Linked DNA regions of Mus musculus: region 1 is linked to region 2. The links are chromatin contacts, found by Hi-C or POLR2A ChIA-PET in ENCODE. All regions are on one chromosome and are shown on one strand. Each heading gives the region's core, a stretch centred on a gene start or an enhancer-like site at or near the end of the contact. The rest is flanking DNA. Distances are from core to core; before and after follow the strand shown.

The links. A loop is a pair of places that touch in the nucleus more often than their neighbours do. ChIA-PET counts read pairs that join two places held with the same protein, here RNA polymerase II (POLR2A).
Region 1: a loop to region 2 is called in a map of heart, with 2.3 times the contacts of the local background. The contact joins the promoter of Srsf2 here to the enhancer-like site in region 2. A Hi-C loop is called at or near these places in 1 of 37 maps with a recorded cell type or tissue (heart). POLR2A ChIA-PET finds 5 or more read pairs at or near these places in 2 of 5 experiments (Patski and embryonic stem cell).

The regions. Positions count from the first base shown.
Region 1 is chr11:116,848,636-116,854,987 of GRCm38, forward strand. Srsf2 (serine and arginine-rich splicing factor 2) reads right to left here and starts at 4,459. Exons shown (of 3, transcript NM_011358.2): 1 at 3,933-4,459; 2 at 3,386-3,696; 3 at 1,262-2,326. The coding sequence starts at 4,294. The coding sequence ends at 3,393. Mfsd11 (major facilitator superfamily domain containing 11) reads left to right here and starts at 5,365. Exons shown (of 13, transcript NM_178620.4): 1 at 5,365-5,538; 2 at 6,008-6,063. The coding sequence starts at 5,443. Mettl23 (methyltransferase like 23) reads left to right here. Exons shown (of 5, transcript NM_028865.3): 3 at 266-503; 4 at 581-665; 5 at 755-1,105. The coding sequence ends at 920.
Region 2 is chr11:116,804,445-116,810,336 of GRCm38, forward strand. Mxra7 (matrix-remodelling associated 7) reads right to left here. Exons shown (of 4, transcript NM_026280.3): 4 at 1-210. The coding sequence ends at 96. Among named protein-coding and RNA genes, the nearest start is that of Mxra7, 21 kb to the right of the region's middle. Within about 2 kb of position 3,330, at least 2 of the 3 ENCODE cell types and tissues checked have a DNase peak (open chromatin) inside an H3K27ac peak, as active enhancers do; they include heart, where a contact is called at or near this core.

The DNA.
Region 1 (6,352 bases), core at 3,209-5,708, 45 kb after region 2:
AGAAATCTGCCTGCCTCTGCCTCCCAAGTGCTGGGATTATAAGGCGAGCACCACCATGCCCGGCCTAAGTACTTACTCCTTAGCAATTTAGTTAACCATTAACTTCTAAACCCAGACTGCTTATTGCCAGGGGTAGTGTTATGCCTTTAGTCCCAGCCTTCAGATGAAAACAGGCAGATGTTCAAAGCCAGCCTAGCTAGAATATGCAAACTATCTCATTTGGGATGGGAAAACTAAATTATTCTTAAATGCCATCTTCATTTAGGTTGGCGCTGGAGTGAGCCTTCCTGGGATTTTGGCTGCCAAATGTGGTGCTAAAGTAATACTATCTGACAGCTCAGAGTTTCCTCACTGTCTGGATATCTGCAGGCAAAGTTGCCAGATGAATAACCTGCCACAGGTCGAAGTTGTAGGACTGACATGGGGCCACATATCAAAGGACATTCTGTCTTTGCCACCACAAGACATCATTCTTGGATCTGATGTGTTCTTTGAACCAGAAGGTAAGTATAATTTATAGCAAACTTGGCTGGATGTATCTTAGAAAACTCACTTAAAAAACCATGCCACCCCTCCCCAGACTTTGAAAGCATTTTAGCCACAGTATACTTCCTGATGCAGAAGAATCCAAAAGTTCAATTTTGGTCTACATACCAGGTCCGAAGGTGAGTATGGACAATTTACTAGCTGCTTTTATATCAATACAGTAAAACAGAAAAAGCTTAAAATTATAAAGACAATTTCTTTTTTTAAGTGCTGACTGGTCACTTGAAGGCTTGCTCTACAAGTGGGATATGAAATGTGTGCATATTCCTCTGGAGTCTTTTGATGCCGACAAGGAAGACATAGCAGAGTCTACCCTTCCAGGAAGACATACTGTTGAAATGCTGATCATCTCCTTTGCAAAGGACAGTTTCTGAATGAATTGTACCTCAATATGTTCTGGGACAGTGTCAAAATGGAATAACCTGGCATAAAGCTGAATTATCTGAGGAAACTCAATGGGTATGAAGATGATCAATTCTGTAAGCCTTGTGGCTGTGCTGTCATGCCTAGGATAGCATTCAACATAACTTTAACAAAATTAAACATTCAAAAAGGCTTAGACTACTCCCAATCATTAAAGTAGGACCACACTGACACTGAAGTACCTACCAGTAAAAAGCAGTCCAACCCACATTTTATACCTTAAGGCTGTTAACATTCAAAGTAAATAATTGTATAGGTCTTGGATTAAAATGAGGGAAACAAAAGACCAGGACACATTCTCAAAAAAGCTAACACCAAGAAAACACTTTAATCAAACTACAGAAACAATGGTTATAGTACAGAATATCCATAAGCAAAAGATACACCATGTTTTAAGTACTTACAAAGTTACAAACCATTTGCTTCCTTAACATTTTGATTTTTTTTTTAAAAGTTCACAACACAAGGATGATCAGATTTACCATTTTGCATTTTTTGAGGGAAGGGGGGTATATTTATCATCAGCTAGATGTGCTCACTGTATGCTCCATTATTTATATGCAAGGCCCGGGTGACTGGAAGTGCAGTTGTCAGGCATTTTAATAAACTGGACAGCCATTTGTTTCTGCACGACAAGGCATCTTTACACAGGAGCAATCAGGAGAAAACAGGAAACAGCCAAGCACTCTGCACTGCAACACGCCACCTTAACAGCTAACCAGCATTACTCAACTGCTACACAACTGCGCCTAGTGCACAAAAATACATAAGAGAAGAGATTAGAATTGTGTTGGGTAAACAATCCTTTAAAAAAAAAATTAAGTCTTTTCACCTGAAAAGTCTTTATACAAATTTGGGTTCAGATTATCATATAGACCTGAAGGTAAATAACATATATGAACAAATTACACCAACTTTCATAGGTTTTTAATTATTAAGAAGTGAAGGCAATGTTGAGTCATTCTGCTGACAGCTTTAGGCTGTATGTAATGGCTGTACATGTTTCCTTATTAAGTCAGGAGGCCACAAATTAGGTTACCAATCTGTTTAATTTCAAACAAAAAAGTCAGCACTATAAACAAAAATGAAATTTTACCTCAAATATCCAATCCAATAATGAAATCTGAAGTCGCTCACCTCACTAAATTACAAGAAATTTGAATAACAGCAACAAAATGGCACATAAAATGAAGTTTGCCACCTGAGGCAGATTAAAACAAGTAAAAAGTTAGACAAATGTTACAAAATAACCTTTTTAATAGCCAGTTGCTTGTTCCAAGGACTCTTCCATGGACCGATGGACTGAGTTTGTGGTCCTTTCCCCCAATGTCCTCTGTTAAGCCGCTTGCCGATTCATCTAGGTTTGAAAAGAAAGAGGTTCAGCTTACTTTCCACTACTAAAAAGGTTCCAAAGTGCACATGGTTTCATTATCAGGCATGTACTTACTAAGGCTCTGGTGAAACAAGTAGGTTACAGAAGGTTCCACCTGGCCATTATCAGTTTTTTTAAAGGCCCAAATGGGAGTTTTTCCAAAGGGTACCACCAGCATGTTCGGATATATGTGATTCTTGGCCAAATAACCAAGACCAAAAAAAAAAAAAAAAAAAAAAAAAAAAGAAAGAAAGAAAAAAGGGGGAAAAAAAAGGAGGCAAGGGAGGGTTAAAAGAAAAAAAAGGTAGGGGGGCAGGGTGGGGCTGTTTCCAAACAAAAACTTGCTATCAGAAATTAGTCTACACTTTGTAAGATGTTTGAAAATGAAACGTTTGGCAGTTGAGGATGTTCTTAATCAGCTACTTAGGGCCCTTTCCTTTAAAAAGAAAAATAGGACCAAACAATTTAGAGTTAAAGACACACTATCCTTTCCCCACCCGGTGCGGATCAATACCTGTAACTTTCTTTTGGGGTTCCAAAAGTTCATTGCTTCTTAATTGCAATTCCTTTGCCACATCCATTAGAGTAAGAAGTCCCAGTCAGCACAACAACAGTTGCACTGAATGTTTTTCTCTATGAGGATAGTGCATCTTTAACATTTAAAGACAAACCTGCTCCAATACACGCCCACAGAAACTGGTCCCTGGAGGATCAGCCAAATCAGTTAAAATCTGCAATACTGGCCAATATTCTTTGATAAAACAGGAGACCGCAGCTTTAAAGGGGGAAAATGCAGACGTTGGATAAAAACAGCAAGAAATAGTCATTTTCATTAATAGGTCTCAAACAGCATGAAACAGCCATTACTATCTAAGCTTTACACAATCCTCTCTGCAGACCCCTCTTCAGCATCACTCCCAAAGCTGAGTAACTTCAGAGCAGTAGTACTCTTAACACCAGGAGTCTTTATGCTAACAAGGCTCAAAAAACCTACTCCATACCCCACGGGAGTTAGGGCGTGTCTCAGATTCCCGCAGACATTACCATTTTCTTAGGAAGAAACTGCTCCCTCTTCTTCTGGAGACTTGGGTGGGCTCTTGGACCGCGACCTAGACTTGGACTCTCGCTTCGACACGGGCGGAGGGCTTCTCGATCGCGACCTGGACCTTGACCTCGAGCGGGATCTGGAGACGGAGGAGGACTTGGACTTGGATCTTCGGGCAGATCTGGACTTGGAGGTTGATCTGGAGCGCGAGCGAGTGCGGGACCGAGACTTGGAGCGGCTGTAGCGGGAGCGGCTTCGCGACCTGGACCGACTCCGGCTTCGAGATCGGCTGCGCCGGCGTCGCCGAGGGCTGCGAGTGGGACGTGAACGAAGCGACAGGGTGAGCTTGCAGGCCGCCGGTCCCGCCCCGCCCGCCCCGCCGCCATTATCTGGCTGCCAGGCGCCATTTCCCTTGCCGCGAGGCGGGGTCTCGCACGGAGTGGCCCGGCCCTGCTGCCACCCCGGCCGCGAGGGAGGGGCTGGCTCCACGTGCTCCGCGTACCTTTGTGCCCGTCCGCCTCCCGCTCCGCCCCGGGCCCCGCTCACCTGCGGCTCCGCCGCCCGTAGCCGCCGCCGCCGTACCGACGGGGTGGCGGGCCCCGGCGGCTGTGGTGCGAGTCGGGCGGGCGGCCGTAGCGCGCCATCTGCACCCGCAGCTCGCGGCCGTCGAGCACCGCCCCGTCCATGGCGTCCATGGCGTCTTCGGCGTCGCGCTTGTCGTGGAACCGGACGAAGGCGAAGCCCCGGGACTCCTTGGTGTAGCGGTCCCGCGGAATGTACACGTCGCCGACGCGCCCGTATTTCTCGAAGACGCGCCTCAGGGTGTCGGGCGAGGTGCGGTAGGTCAGGTTGTCCACCTTGAGGGAGGTCATGCCCTCCACATCGGGAGGCGGGCGGCCGTAGCTCATGGCTGCGAAGCGGCGCCGAGACCCTAACGCCCCGGACAGGCCCTCGCTCTCCGGAAACGCAGCTCCGTCAGGCGCTCGGTAGCTACAGTCCTCGTGGGTAGGGAGGGAGCCGCAAGGCCGCCGCAGAGCACCCGAACCTGACGGACGCCTGAGCAGCAACTAAGCGAGCGGGCGGGCCCCAGCGCGCATTTATACCCACCCTTACAAAATGGCGCCCGCGCCACCCGGAAATGAATCTCCTGATTGGCCCATTCGGCCGTGTTGCGTAACGTCGCCGCCGCGCGCCCCGCCCCTCCCAGGTGCGCCTGCGCACCGCGCGGCGGGCGGGCGGAAAGCGCGCAGTCACTGCGGTGGGGCGGGGGAGCAGCCAGAGAAGGCAGTTAGAAAGCCCGCCAAATGCTCTACCGTGGGTGCGTCCGCGAGAGCGCGGGGAAGGGGAAGAACGAGGCTCTATGGAGGGAGAAAGAGGAAGCGCGCCCCACCAGAGCCCCGCCCCTTCCCCACGCCAATGCCCGGGCTCCACGCGCCGTTCCGCCCAGCCTTCAGTCCCGCCTGTCAGAGCCGGTTCTTGCGCTCTCTTTTGCCTCTCTGTGTCCCGGGGCCACCTCACGTTCCCCTCTCCCGCCGCTCCTGACTGAGGCTCGCTGCCTTGGTTTCACTTCTCGGGGCCTTTGCTCTCTACGAAGGGACGGGTAGTGTAGACCTAAAGTACGCGCTAGCCACAGCGTGCGGCCGTACCCTCCCCTCCCCCCACGGGGCGCCGGGACTACATTTCCCGGCGGGCGCTGCGACCAGACTCTGGTCAGCTGACCGGTCTCGTGATCTGCTGTGAGTCAGGCCGGGAGGGCGGGCCCCAGCAGCTGCTACTGCTCGTCCTTGCCCCGGATCCCGTTCCCTGCAACTGGAGTTGCGGCGGGTAGACCCCGGGTCTCCTCTGCACTCGGTCGCGTCCCCGGAGGGTCCCGACTGTACCGGTGGGGAGAGATTTCCCTTAAACCCACGATTCCCATCCCAAGATTGGAAATCGGCAGTCTGGCTTCGTGGTTCTCTCATCTGGTTTCTTCCCTCAGGGCTGTCAGGGGGTTCGACTGGAGGAGAAGAGGTGACTGTCCTGGGCCGCTGCTGGCCTCTGAGCAAGCGGAGCCAAAATGTCCCCGGAGTCTAAAAAGCTTTTCAACATCGTTATTTTAGGAGTTGCCTTTATGTTTATGTTCACCGCCTTTCAGACTTGTGGAAATGTGGCGGTGAGTTGGAATCTGTACTCCTTCCTTTGAATGCCCGTCTGAATGCATTCCAGCTGTGACAATAAACGTTTATGTCCGCTACCACGCCAAGATTGCACCTCCTGTTTTTCAGCCTACCCTTTCTCGTTTTCTTAATTTTGTGTATCAGATATTTCGCGTTTACGTGGTGTTAAACACTTTCGTTTAATACTCAGATGCGGCTTGCAATTTGAGTATGGACCATAGTTACTTTAATTTTTGTGAATGTTAAACTCTGTATTTAGTGCTTGGGTGGCTTGTGGGTACAGTTGATTATCTGTTTCCCCATCTCGAGTATATCTTCTGCGGCAATTGAGTCGGTTTTTTTCTCCTCTCATGGTGGGCTTGGGTGAGAGGTGTGGATCATAACATTTTTTTTGAGTATTTAGACTTTCCTGCGGGGAGGGAGATGGCAAGACATTTTTGTTGATTAGTTTTATCTTCCACACAGCAAACTGTCATCAGGAGCTTAAATAGCACAGATTTTCATGGCAGTGGATATACCAGGTATTGTACTGTGTGCATGACTTTATTTTGCATGTCATAGTTCCATCCATCTCAGGAAAACCAGCAATAACATGTTGTAACTGAAGAGTAGCCATGATTGTGTCAAATCTGTCTCTCTTTTTCTGAGGTTTGAGCCACCCAGGTAGATCAGTAGATACAGACCCATACCTCCCAGAGTACGTGGATTAATCCTCAGAACCTACGTGGTGGAAGAAGAGAACCAGCTCCTGCAGGTTTTCATGTGTCTTCCACGCAGGAGAACACTCTCCTACCATACAAACATAAATTT
Region 2 (5,892 bases), core at 2,080-4,579:
TTCAAACAAAGGTCTGGGAGTCACAACTAACTGCCTGGGCCGAGTCCCTCAGAGTTGTCATGATGTCCTGGGTCACATCTTGCCGGGTGACAGGCCTACATGTCATAGAGTCGGAGTTGCTCCTGCATGTCCCCGTCTGACATCTCGCCAAAGGTGTCCTTGTTGTCCTTCATGAGCTTGAAGATGGCAGCCAGCTGTTCTTTCTGAACTCTGTTGAGAAGAGAGGATGAGAGGAAGAGGGTGCTCCTGACCCAGGGCAGGGGCGGGGCGGGGCGGAGCAGAGCCGGCCTGTGCTAATGGCCAGGTGCAGACTCTCCTCTTTTCTAACGACTTGTGCTTTTCTGTGTAAGCTCCACTTAAAACGCAGGAGGCAGTTGGCACTAATACACTCAGTCCTGAAACCCTTGTCACTTTCTGCTTGGGCCTATTATAGCTGATCTGCATGTCACAGTGGAGCAAGGAAGAAGGACACCCTACCACCACCACCACCACTATGTCCTTAAAGTAGCTTGAGGTGCTGAGAAAGAGGAATGAACCAGAAGGGAAGGAAATGGAGGCATACAGATGTGCACATACAGATGTGCAGGCCAGAGTGCAGGGCAGTGGGGAGGGTAGGTTGAAATCTAGCCCCTGGGTTCTGCTGCCTAGAGAGAGGAACATTTCCTCATGTGCTCAAAGCAAGTGTGGATGCAGATGCCTCCGTGTTGGCCCCATGGTTTCCATGGCTGCTTTGTGGTTTGTGAGACTCTGGCCACACCATCTGACCAGCGCAGAAGGACTCCCATCGCTAATATCAAGGGTGGGCTGAGCAGCTGAAGCCAGGGACAATGTGCCCTGTGAGCAGCATAGATTCTGCAGTTCCTGCCCCCATTCATGACATACTATTGCTTTGGGACCTAGAGAGAACTGAAGCCATGGAGCCACAGTACAGCTCAGATCTCTAGCTGTGCCTTAGGTCCGTCATAACTGAGCATGTCTCCACAAAGCTTTTGCCAACTGGATTATCTGGAGGGGTGGTCCTGATGTGTCAGGTCTTAGGCTATGGTTTTCACTTTGTAAAATCCTGGCTATCCTAGAACTTGCTTTGCAGACCAGGCTGGCCTCAAACTTGCAGAGATCACCTGCCTCTGCCTCTGCTTCTGCCTCTGGAGTGCCGGGATCAAAGGCAGGTGCCAGCATGCTAGTGTGCCAGGCTCTTGTGCTTTCAATGACATTCCTTCTGCTGTGAGTTCTCACCTCCACCCTCCACCCTCCACTCAATCAATGGTTTTCTGTCCACAGTGGCTTCTAGCAGTTGGATTAACAGATGTCCCGATTCCTACCCTCCTTTCTCTGGACAAACTAGGTCTGTCATCAGTTCTGCTGTAAACGGAAGAGGGGCCATGTAGGCTGCACTCTGAACCCTACTATGTGAAGAATGGGTATGGTGAACAGAGAGGATGCCCCCCCAGAGCCGTGGATGAAATCACTGTCAGGTGCATGGTTAGCACAGTCCCTTAATGAATGTCCGTAAGGTTTTGGCAGCCATGATGGCTGTGTATTTATAATAATAATAATAATTGTTATTATTATTATTATTACCATTATTAATTTTTAGAGTTCATTTTGGAGGCAGGGTTGTTGAGACAGGGTCTAACTATGTAGACTTTGCTAGCCTGGAATTCGCTACGTAAAATCTGCCTGCAGATACTGCGATCACAGCTGATGCTACCAGTACCCCCTACTTATAGGGCCATGGCATTTATTTATTTATCCTTATTTTTATGTGTATGGGAGTTTCACCTACACGCATGTATATGTATCATGTGTTTGCCTGGGGCCCTCGGAGGTCAGAAGAGGGAACTGGATCCCCTGAGGCTAGAATTACGGATGGCTGTGAATCATCATCTGGATGCTGGGAACTGAGCCCATCTCCTCTGCAAGAACAAATGCTCTGGGCCCAAGAGCCATGTCTCCAGCCCTGGGATGTGTATTTTCAATCAGGTGTGCATAGGGCTCCATACTCTGCTGGGATTGTCCAAGACATCAAAATGAGGGAAGGCTTAAACTTATGCCCATTGTTTCTAAAGATTTAAAAAAAAAAAAGAAAAGAAAGAAAAAAAGCAAACTGAAGAAACACACGGTAACCAAGGTTCTCTACTCGATGTTTATTGGCCTGAACACAGGCTGAACACAGGGAGCCAAGCCGCCAGCAGTGCCAGGGCCTTGCTGCCCACAAGCCATGCTCAGGTTCCACACAAGCCTAGCTAACCATATCCAGAGGAAATCGCTATTCTATGTGGAGGAGATCCCAGCATAGGCAGGGACTTGGCTATTGCTGTTTAGGGACAGTTGAGTGTGACTGTTGGTCATGTGGCTCTGTGTCTAGCTAAGGCAGTGTGTGTGTGTGCACAGTTTGTGTGTGTACAGCTGCTTTGTCGTCTGTTCAGCCCTAAGCCCGGAACCCGAGTTATCAGGGAGGAGACCGTCGGGAATACACGGCTTAGGAGTTGATGCTGGACATTTTCCAGGCTTCTGTTAAATAGGAAGTCTTCTTAAAAAAAAAACAAAAAAAAACAAAAAAAAACTAGTGCTTTAGAAAAAAACGTTTTCACCAACAAGTCTATGACTTCCAAGTCATTTGGTATAAATACTATCAAATATAAAATTCTAAAAAAACCTAACCTGGGAACGGTGAGTGAGTATCTGCTGAGGTTCTAAGCCATCTAGAAAAAAAAAAAACTTAGAAAATGCACGGCCCAGAAGTCTCCTGGAGGCTAATACTGTCATTGCTTCTGCACGCAGAAGTGGAGACTGGGCTGAGCCGGTAAGAACACTACTGGGAAGGCTTCTTAGTATTGAGAGGGTTGGACCCGAGACTCCTGTGGTGGGGGTGGGAGCACAAAACGGAGGCCCTATTAAAGCTAATGCCTGACATGAGTCATTCCGGCCTGAGAGGAAAGTGCCCCAGCCCCACATGTGTGTGTGTGTGTGTGTGTGTGTGTGTGTGTGTGAGTGTGTGTGTGTGAGTGTGTGTGTGTGAGTGTGTGTGTGTGTGTGAGTGTGTGTGAGTGTGTGTGTGTGTGTGTGTGTGTGTGTGTGTGTGTGTGTGAGTGTGTGTGTGTGTGTGTGTGTGTGTGTGTGTGTGAGTGTGGGTGACCACCCGTGAGTACCAGTGGACTTCACTTCCTTTGTCTATTACTTCTCAAATCTGGTGGTTTGGCTTCAGTGAGAACAAAAACACAGAGGGATTGTGGGAACAGGGTGTGGGGGGGGGGCACAAAGGCTGTGGGGAGCAAACATGGCTGGTAAGAAAAGCTCAAAGCCTGAGCCCATACTGCTGGCAAGCTTCCTCCTCTGAGGAGGACAGAGACAAGGCCATGCCCAGGATCTTGCTAGCCCAGGGACGCACCCCAGCCTGCATTGGCTCCTCGGGGGGGGGGGGGTGTTTTTGTTTTTTTTTTAAATCTCTCAAGCTTTTAGGATGTCAAAAGGAAGGAAAGCTTTCAGGAAGAGGCTAAGGACACCTTCATTATTCTTCAGTTCTGTAAAGAGAAACAGGGAGAGAGAGATCATGTATTTTGTTCAGTCGATTTCAGAAGCAGCACAGGACAGGAGGGTGGGCACAGGGACGAGAAGGAAGATGTTTGGAATTGCAGAGGCCATGGTAGGCTCTGCTGCTTTCTTAGACCAGCAGTTTGCTCCTCATATGTTGCAGGGACACAGCTCTGTTAGTCCCCCCCCACAGCCAAAGCCAGCTGTCCCTCTGCCACTTTCAGCTTCTGAGAAACAGAGACGATGTTCAGTGAGCTTGCTAAGCCTTGGCTGTGTGGTCACACTGATGGAATTCCTATTGCCTTAGATAATTTTTTTTTTTTTTTTTTTTTTTTTGCTTCCTGCTGCCTGGGTCTTCGTCTGCTGTGAGGGCTCTGAACCTAACCCTGCAGGTTCCCCAGAAGGGCCAAAAGCCTGGCCAACTCTCTGACTCTCTGAAGGCCCGAGGTCTGATTGTGTGCCTTTGGCGCCCTCTCCTGGAAGCTGGAGTTATTGCATGCTTTCAGCCGTTATGCAGGAAGAGCCTGAACTCTTAAGGTAAGGCTGGGGGTGGGGGTCCCCACTTTTCTAACTGCCCTAACATGTCATACAAAACCCTCTTCTTGGGTCCTGTCTATTTCCATGAGTGAAAAGATAACAGACCTACAGACAGTCAGGCACAGCAGTGAGGGGCCTGGCCCGGGCTGGCAGCACAAGCTTAGTGTACAAGCTGGGTTCCTCTCTCTCTCTGGGACCAGCAGGTGGGATATCCTGCTAAAAAGCAAAGCCAGCCAGGCTTCTTGGCCTGGGAGAGCAAAAGTCTGCCATCCAATGAGCCCAGGCACACTGAGGGAAGCTTCGGAGAGCGGCAGGGTCAGAGCCAATGTGGGGAGCAGGGGAGGAGTGTGCGTGCCCACCCAGAGGGAATTTAAAAAGGTTAGCGTGCAGAGCAGCAGAGATTTAAGCGGTTACTGCCTTCTCACTTCCCAGGCTCTGGACAGGAGTTTTGTCTGAGCAGATCCAGGGGCAGAAAGTCTCAGTTGGGATGGTAGGAGAACCCATTTGGGGCATCCAGCTTGCTCAGTGCTGCTCCCTGAGGAGTGTGATCAAGCCTGAGGAGAACAGAGCAGAGCGCTGCCGCAGAGCTGGGCCCTAGGCGCAGCTGCGGTGGCCCAGCTAATGATTCAAAGTGAGAGGGAGAGAGTGCACCATTTACCTGCTAACAAGGTGCTTGCTTGCCTGTTTATCAGCCTAGAAGCAGAAAGAGGCATTGTGCTGGTAGGGACAGGTCTGACGGGCAGCCTGCCAGCTTGAGAGAGTGGTTCATTAGTTTGATGGTAATGTAGATGAACGGTTTCATTATTATTATTATTATCAATTACATTTGTATTTGTTTTGTGTGCATGTGGAACTTGGGGGACAATCCATACCACTTGGTTCTCCCCTTTTATCGAACTAGTCTGAGGCTCAGACTCAGGGCGGCAGGCCTGAGCAGGGTTGGCAGCAGGCACCTTTGTTCTCTGAGCTAGCAAATACACTGGTGCTATTTTTCAGGGGACAGTTCTAGAGCCGTTCCCCAAATCCCGTTGGGTCCAGATCTGTCATGTAGCTATCGTTTTTCTAAAAGCCAGAGACAGAAGGGTGAAGCCAACCTGAGCAGCCTCTGCAACCCCCAGCATCAGATGTGGCACAGAGGTGTGGTCAGGGGATGCCCCTCCGGCTGGGCCTGCGTGCAGGGCTGGGAGGGAGCAAGCAGATGTCAGGTGAGATGGGCGTGGGAGAGCCACAGGAAGCATGCTGGGTTGGGGCAATGGAATGAAATGAACTCAGGCCCTGCTGGGACCTCAACCAGTCCCTCCTGCACACAGTGAGGACTTCTCTGTGCAGAGGGCGAGTCAGGGACTCCTTCTTCACTCGGAGCAGCTCCTTGGCACACTCTGCAGCTCACAGAACAGCCTTGAGTGTCAACAGCAGAGCGAGTCATGGGTGGTCTAGAGACTCCCAAAGACTTGGAGAAGAAGGTCCTCAGGCAGTGGGGAGTCTGCTGTCTTTGTAAATGACATAGAAGCGACTTTGCCTTTTCATTTCTTGGCCTCAGCTCTGACAGGGGACAGTGGCAGACCCCAAACTCGAGATCTAACTGCTTTCCTGTATGACAGCCCCTCAAGGCCTACAGTGCATTAACCTGAGTGGATAGAATGGGGCCATGGTGCTGCCAAGCTCCCATCCCCAGGGGTCTTTAGGATGGCAGGGTGTCCTGCCCTCTCTCTCCTCTCCAGCCAGGGCTGGATCTGTGGCAACACCTCAGCTCTGACGCTGGAGTTCCAAAACAGCCTCAGAAAAATGACCCTGTCTGCCCTCTGGATTAACACCAGCATG